Linked DNA regions of Homo sapiens: region 2 is linked to region 1. A link is a loop called in an ENCODE intact Hi-C map of the cell type or tissue named here. Cell type or tissue: tibial artery. All regions are shown on one strand.

Region 1 (4,000 bases):
GTAGCTATACACATACACAGTTTCAAAGTACTAACCCTTCTTGCTTGGATTTATTCAGCTACTCCACATCTGTGGGCAAACGAGGATCATAGAATATAAGAGGTGGTAAAGATCCCTCCTCTATACTCCTGCTTCTTACAGTAACTCAAAGCTCAAAGCAGCACACGCTGAGCTAAGGGTCCCTGCATTATCCCTTACAGACCTATTAGTAGTATCTGCCCATTTGGAAAAATGTATTAGCATAGGTTGTTGATCTTTATCAAGTATCTTATGTTACATAATACTCATTTCAGAAGTGGAGCTACTAATAGGTAACCTGATCCTTTTGTTTTTCTGTCTATGGGAAATGCACTTTATTTTTATTTTATCTTATATTTTTGAAACAAGATCTCACTCTGTTGCCCAGGCTGGAGTGCAGTGGCACAAATATGGCTCATTACAACCTCGACTTCCCAGGCTCAAGCAATCTTCCCACCTCAGCCTCCCAAGTAGCTGGGACAAAAGGTACATGCCATTACGCCTGGCTAATTTTTAAAATACTTTCTATTTGTTTATTTATTTTTGAGACAGAGTCTCTCTCTGTCATCCAGGCTAGAGTGCAGTGGTGCGATCATGGCTCACTGCAGTCTCAACCTCCTGGGCTCAAACAATGAGCACACCTCAGCCTCCCAAGTAGCTGGGACTACAGGTGCATGCCACCTTGCCCAGCTAATTTTTTTTAAGAGACAGAGTCTCACTATATTGCCTAGCCTATGTTTTTTTTTTTTAATCTTTCGTAGAGACGAGGTCTCGCCATGCTCCCCAGACTGCTCTCAAACTCCTGGGTTCAAGCGATCCCCCTACCTCTGCCTCTCAAAGTGTTGGGATTACAGGCATGAGCCGCTATGCCCTGCCTGATTCATTTTGTTGCCAGTTAAATGCTTCTGTAATCTGCATAGAGAAAGCACAAAAAACCTCATGGAACAGGTCAGGTTCAAAGCCAGCAACACCACTGCCAGCCACCACTCTGCCCCCTACTCTAGAGACATGAATGCCTTCAACTCACCCCTGCTGCAGAAGGGCAAGAAGAGTCTGCTAGTGAAATGAGCACTGGACTGTGAGTCAGAAAACCTCAGTTCTAATCCTCACATTGCCACCACTGTGTTGTTTCCAGAAGCTATACCATCTCTCTGAATTTGCAGAATTCATTTAGAAAACAGAGGCATTGGAAGGGATGATCTTTATAGGTTTCTTCCAGCTTTAACAGTATTGGCTTCTTATTTGCATTTACTGAGCTCATGTTGTCAATGATCCTTGGGCCACCAGATTTCCAGGTAGGTAATTGTGTGTGTATTCTTGGGAGATGGTATGGTGTAGGGGGTAACAGTCAAGCAGAAACATCATCATTCACAAACACAGCAATTACTTCCCTTTAGATAATTCTCTAAAATGGAAACTTTACATTATATGTCTGAGCTGCTTTTGGACAAAACTATTTACTTACTTATTTAATATCTACGGGAGAAAAACTGCCGGATAAACACAGTCTACTCATGTCTTCCTGGCTGTTTTTTTGTTTTTTTTTTTTTTTTTCAAATCAACTGGAAACATGCATATTCATAGTCAGTGAGCAAAATGCTCACTCCACATTCCTGTCATTCTCTAAGAGAAGACAGAACAACCCAAATAAGCATCCTCACTCCATGGCTGACGGAGTTTCCTCATTAACCTTTGCGATACATTAAATCACCCAAGACTCTGCTGCTTGTAAATAAACGGTCTGAAAATGGTAAGAAATTAATTGAAAATGAAACCTTCGGCTCAGCTTACCTTCAGAGGTAAAACACAAGGCAGCTTGGCAAAAAATGTCTGAAACTGGTTGCTAATTGTGGTCCAGAGGCTACTAGGAGAATCCATAGGCAAAGCTTCCATGAAGGTTGCAATGTTTTCCAAACAGCGAATCATAGCACCCCCTGCTGGTAAATTCTTTTTGTTATTTAGACCCTAAAAACACAAAAGCATAGGCCATCAACTGCTGAAACAGCACGGGAATGCATAGCGCTATTTGGTAAATGTCAGTTTAAAAGTCACATCTTCAGGCTATAAACGTGTTCAGTGCCTACTACATAGGCCAATCCCTGTGATAGACTGGAAGGATAACGAGAAAATCGTTCAGACAAACTTAAGGGGGAAAATTGATGAGAGGTGAAAAGTGAGCAAGAAATAGGAAACAGCTTCCAAGGGTCTACAATTGGTGTGGTTAGGTGCTAAGAAAACAATGAATGATGCTCACTGTAAATAATCCCCAGCACAAAGACTGAGCATAGAGTTACAGGAGCTGCAGCTTTTTTTCTAGCAGTGAGCATCTCCCGCAAGCAAACCCCAAGAGCTGACCTGCAGCAGTGCTGAGACTTGAACCCAAGTCTCTTGATCCAACGCCCATAGCTCCACCCACCACTCTGCCCTTGGAAAACCAAGTTGTTCTGTGGAAGCAAGGTCACGACTTAGCTGAGGGTATGGAGAAGTTTTCAATGAAGAGTAAATCCACGCAAAGCCGCAATGTCCAACTGACACTATTCTATGCAATTCTATTTCTTAATTAACTTTTTAAAATTTAAATTATGTTAATTTTTAAAATTTAAATTATGTTAATTTTTAAAATTTAAATTATTTAAATTTTAGCATTTTCTATTATTTTTCTTTTGAGTTGGGGGTCTCGCTCCGTTGCGAGTGTAATGTAGCCATTGGAGTGTAATGTAGCCATTACAACTTGGAGTGTAATGTAGCCATCACAGCTCACTGCAGCCCCCAACTCCTGAGTTCAAGTGATCCTTCCCCCTCAGTCTCCTGAGTAGCTGGGACTACAGGCATGTGTCACCATGCCAGCTAATTTCTTTTATTTTTATTTTGTAGAGATGGGGGTCTTGCTATGTTGCACAGGCTAGTCTTGAACTCCTGGCCTCGAGCAATCCTCCTGCCTCAGTCTCCCAAAGTGCTGGGATTATAGGCATGAGCCACTGCACTCAGCCCTTAGCTTTAAATTTAATATATATTTTTTAATTTTAAAATTTTAGATTTCATTTTTAAATTAAATAACATTGCAATCCTTCCTCAGCAGTATCCTATGGTGTGACTCAAAGAAACACAGCCCACAGTTGTGCTGGGGCTTAGAGTTTCGGCTGGGGCTTAGGGTGTCATTAAAGGAAACCCACCTCTAGGAGCTGACTGAGAGCTGCGATGGAGCTCAGCTCATTGAAGTCCATCAGAGACGAGGCTAAGGTCCGTAAAAAAGTCCCATCTGGAAAGTCAACGATCGGATTTAGTGTTTGGGTGTCTGGGATGAGGCAAATTTGTGGTGCCTGGATCCTCAGTGGATGAATTACCTTTGATCGTGCTTTGGAACAGCTGCGGGAAGATGCCGTTGGGGGCCAACTGATGGAAGATGCAGCGCAGGAACTGCTTGGCCACCCCCGCCGCATTGCCGGGAACCATCATGCTGGAGTTGAACAGGGGAGAAAAGACACGAAGTCATGGGCCAGTGAGCAGGTGTTCAGATATTTACTTAGAGTTCAGACATTTGCACACCATGCCTCTGATGGGATAGCTCACTGTCATGTTCATCAGTGAAATGAAATATTCTACTCAAACCTAATCCCTGTTAACAAGAAGTTTTTAGAAAGAGAGAACCATGAAATGCCAGTGTAGTCTCAGACGTATTCCAGGTCCCACAATGGACTCAGGAAGGTTATGAGATCCTGAGAGAAGAGGTCACATACAAAGGTCACATGCTCACAGAATGACAGTCAAGACTGGAGCCCTGGATGAGGATTACCAGGAAAATCCTCCCAGGAAAGTGTCACTGGCTAAGACAGAGTTGCTCTGAGGAAAAAAAAATTCATATATATATATATATATGCAGTGAGAGAGATGTTCATTCTCATTAGGAGATGTGGGAAGTTTTCTTTGGGCATCTGAGCTGACACTTGTAAAAAGGCTGGACTTTGACAGGTGCAATTTGACC
Region 2 (4,000 bases), 240 kb before region 1:
GTAAATGTGCTTACAATGGGCTCCAAGGGCAGCCACAGCCTGAGAGCAGTGGTTTTCTCGGGCTCACGAGAATAAAGTGTGTGGACAAAGGGGATTCTAATTGTGTTGTAGAACTCTAATTTTTAAAAGAGAATAGATGTATATGCTATTTGTCTCATTTCTTTAATTTGCACATAGCAAAATGACTACCAGCAAAGACACCAAAATAGCAGCGGCAAATTCTGGGTGGTGGGAATCAGTGGCGGTGGTTGGTTCCCTTTACTTTTCTGATCGTTTGACTTCCTTAAAATGTGCATGTATCCTGTTTAATAATAAAGAAGAGAGTGGTTTTTCCTTAAAAAATGTCTAGAAGTGAAAATGCCACATATAAGTATATATTAATGTCTCATATTAACAGTGGTTAATTCAGAGCAGTGGAGATATGGGGTGTTGTCATTTTCCTTTTAGGATTTTTCTGCATTTGTCAAATTTCCCAAAATGAAAAGGAGGCAAAGGCTGGGCTGGAGCCCAGAAGAGCCCAGCATTTGGGGGAGGGTGGAGCCCAGAGCAGTCCCCCAGCCTTTGCTTTTCTGGTCTGGATGGTGCCACTGTCCAGTGAGTTTTTGGTAAAAAGGAGGGGAAGGGAGAGGAGGGGATGATTGAGGGGAAGGAAGGGGACACGAGAGCGTTTCCTTGAGAGTGAGGAGAGAAAGAGGAGAGAGAGAAAGGCGCGCATCCCCGAGGTGAGCTCTGGGTCTCCTGTCTCCCAGCCTGGGAGGGGAAAGGGGCTGGTCTCTGGGCCTTGCTGATGGGAGGGGAAGGGCTGGTCTCTGGGCCTTGCTCATGGGAGGGGAAAGGGGCTGGTCTCTGGGCCTTGCTGATGAGAGGGGAAAGGGCTGGTCTCTGGGCCTTGCTCATGGGAGGGGAAAGGGCTGGTCTCTGGGCCTTGCTGATGGGAGGGGAAGGGCTGGTCTCTGGGACTTTGCTGAGCACCGGCCATCCCTTGTCCCAGGATACAGCCCTGCACATCTTTTTCCTGCTCAAGAATTTCAGAAAGAAGAAGAAAAAGCCCATTTGCACTCATATGTTTACCTCACTCCAGGGAATTCTCTGGAATGGAGAAAGGCATTTGTTTGCAGTGAAAAACAGCAGAAGAAGAAAAGCCCCGTCAGCTGGAAAGTGTCTGAGCCACAGTGAAGGGCTCCTTCCCTGCGGCCGCCGCACCGGTTATTAACACAGAGGTAATGACATTAGGCGGCGTGATTAAGTCAGCAGCCCTGGGCCTGCCACCCCTTCTCCCGGAGTTACAGCCTCATTTTTCAATTATGCTTTCATTTGAACATCTTTGAAAAACGCCTGGCGAGCACGAGAGTCCAAGAGGAGAACTGGGCTCATTTCAGCCCGTCTTTTTTCTTTCCCCAGGAGGTGGGGTAGCACATTTCCAAGCTCAAGGTGTGCAGGACCCCTCCCCAAATCCCGAAACTCGGACTTGAACAAGAATTTGCTGTGTTGAATTGTCATCAGTTGTCCCTACTCATGCCATAGAAGACTTTCAGAGCCAAGCAGGCTCCCCAGAGATTAAATCCAGCCTCTTCACCAGCAGACGGGAAACAGGTCCAGAAGAGCCCCAACTTGCCTGGAGCCCAGCCAGGCCGGACTCGGAGACTTTAGATTTCTAAACCTGAATCAAAAGGAGCCAGCTCCTCAAATGGGCATTGGTGCCTCTGTGCAGTTGTTCAGTCATCATAACAAGCAGAGTGGCCTTTGCCTCCCGTGCAGAATAGGGGTCCACAACAGGCCTGTTGTTGCTTCCTGGGTACCTGCCTGCAGTTCCCAGAGTAGCCACCAGGTGGCCCAGGCCTTGCCGACTCTGGCTTCATAATCCAAACAGCCCGGCTCAACTTCCAGGGCCTGCAACATAATGGAGAGAACTCAGAGTCCGCTCCCCACCTCCCCCGTCTGCTCCCCGCTGTAAATTTAGTCCGTGCAATAGTGAACATTCAGGTCTTCAAATTTCAGGGGTGCAGGAGCAGAAACGCAGGGGTACTGGGGAGAGAGGCTCGGGTGTGTCTTTTCAGATGCCACATAGCCTAACTGTGCTGCCTCTAGCAAGACCCCCATCTCTGAGCCTCCCTTACCTGTGAACAGGTGTATCCATAGCCACTTGCTCTGCCGCAGAGTTATGCAATGATGGACGTGAAGCCTTGTGGGAATGGCGACCCAAAAGTTCCCAAATGCCAGAATGCCAGATCCCAACTCCCCTGGATTTTTTTTTTTTTTTTGAGACAGTGTCTTACTCTGTTGCCCAGGCTGAAGTACAGTGATGCAATGCAATCATGGCTCACTGCAGCCTTGACCTCTGGGGTTCAAGTGATCCTCCCACCTCAGCCTCCCGAGTAGCTAGGACCACAGGCAAACGCCACCACACCCAGCTAGTTTTTACATTTTTTGTAGAGATGGGATCTCTCTATGTTGCCCAGGATTGTCTTGAACTCCTAGATTCAAGCAATCCCCCTGCCTCGGACTCCCAAGGTGCTGAGATTACAGGAGTAAGCCACCATGCCCAGCCCGCTGTGAGCTTGTTAACAAGCACAGCTCTGGGCCCATCCCTCCAGAGTCAGAAACAGAAGGTCTAGAGTGAGCGGGTCCCTGAGCGGGCCTCTCCCTCCCTCTGCCATCCCAAGGGGAGAAGCCATGGGGACCCTTGGCCCTAGCGCAGTGCTATCCCCACCCCACCACAACTGCCTCCACCAAAAGAGCAGAAGGAACGTCACCAGGATGCCTCACACACCGGGGCTAACAGCCCAGCAGGAGGCTGACATGCAATCAGTTACAACCCTGCCTGGAAAGTGGTGGCGGAACAGTGGGGTGTGGCACCCCCCAGGGGGCTGCAATCCACCGTGAGTTTCCCAGCAAAGCAGGTGTGCCCGGGCACTGCTCCAAGACTGACGTCCATGATTCACTCTACAAATCAAAGTGGAAGTCAGGTTATTCCTATACATACATCAGCCTTACTGACATGACAGGCTTCCTAGAATGTTCTAGGTGAGGAGTTAGAGCAACCATGCCAAAAACCCGGCCCAGCCCATGGACATGTGTCCTCCTGTGACTGCCTTGGGACGGTGGAAAAGGTTGAGATTCTTGGCGCTTCAGGTATTAAAATCGCCCAGGGTGTTTTTGGGAATGCCTTTTGGAGAAGGGGGCATTTGAACTGAGTGTTTCGGGGTAAAGAGCAGGTGAAGGAGAGGAGAGGGGGCTCTGGGAAATGTGAGCAGAGTGTGGAAGGGACAGAGCCTGCAAAAGCTTGATGAGAATGACACACATTTGGATATAGCTGGAGAGAGGGGAGCAGTGACGAGCGACGGGGTGAGAGAGTTCAGCATGGCCTGGCCCTAGACCTGAACAAGCCTCTTAAGCCACGCAGAGGTTTGGATTTCTCATAGAAACCCACAAGGGTCTTTGAAGGCTTTTCAACTCCACAAGGGCAGAGACTGGGGACACAGAGGCCAGACAGTGACCATTACTATCCCCTGGGTGAAGCCCAGGGGCCGGGGCAGAGGAAGAGGGAGTAGAAGTGGAAGGCAATGCCAGGTGACTATGGTATTCAGGATTCAGGATCCGTGGGACACAGGTTCACATCAGGAGCAGATGGGCCACGGGTCATATGGCAACCAGGCTGGCTGGAAAGGCTGGGGTACCAGGAGGAACGGGGGAGGGGGAAGCCTGCAGGACAGCAAAGGCGTCAGGGCGTGAGAGGCTCTGACGGCTTGTGCGGGGGTGACTGGAGCTTCCAGACGGCCCTTAGAAGAGGAATCCGGAGCAGCAGGAAGGAGAATGAACTGGCAAGAGGAGCCGGAGAAATGTTAGGATGTTGGTATTGGGGAAAGTTTCCTCAGCAAGGGCATGCAGAATGGATGGAAGAGGAGGGGTGCAGAGGTGGACAGGCGGCCAGGAGTGTGGGGTGACAGGTGGCCCCAGTGTGAGTGAGACCACAGCCAGCTCATGGAAACATCCAGAGTCA

What was found. Peaks named below come from ENCODE experiments on the same cell type or tissue, not always from the same donor. Only the 100,000 strongest peaks of a DNase experiment are listed, where the experiment ranks them.
Region 2: a loop joins it to region 1, with 6 times the contacts of the local background. A loop is called at or near these places in 93 of 110 quality-filtered maps.

What each region holds. Positions count from the first base shown.
Region 1 is chr14:93,653,217-93,657,216 of GRCh38, reverse strand. UNC79 (unc-79 subunit of NALCN channel complex) reads right to left here. Exons shown (of 52, transcript NM_001395159.1): 39 at 3,363-3,475; 40 at 3,192-3,277; 41 at 1,810-1,983. Among named protein-coding and RNA genes, the nearest start is that of PRIMA1, 130 kb to the left of the region's middle. In tibial artery, a CTCF peak has its summit at 1,950 (motif pointing left); no DNase peak of the experiment used is centred here; H3K27me3 peaks cover 917 bases.
Region 2 is chr14:93,890,955-93,894,954 of GRCh38, reverse strand. No RefSeq gene overlaps it. Among named protein-coding and RNA genes, the nearest start is that of FAM181A-AS1, 33 kb to the left of the region's middle. RefSeq lists enhancers at 656-1,429, 1,430-2,204, 3,240-4,000. In tibial artery, a CTCF peak has its summit at 1,798 (motif pointing right); no DNase peak of the experiment used is centred here; H3K4me3 peaks cover 344 bases; H3K27ac peaks cover 832 bases.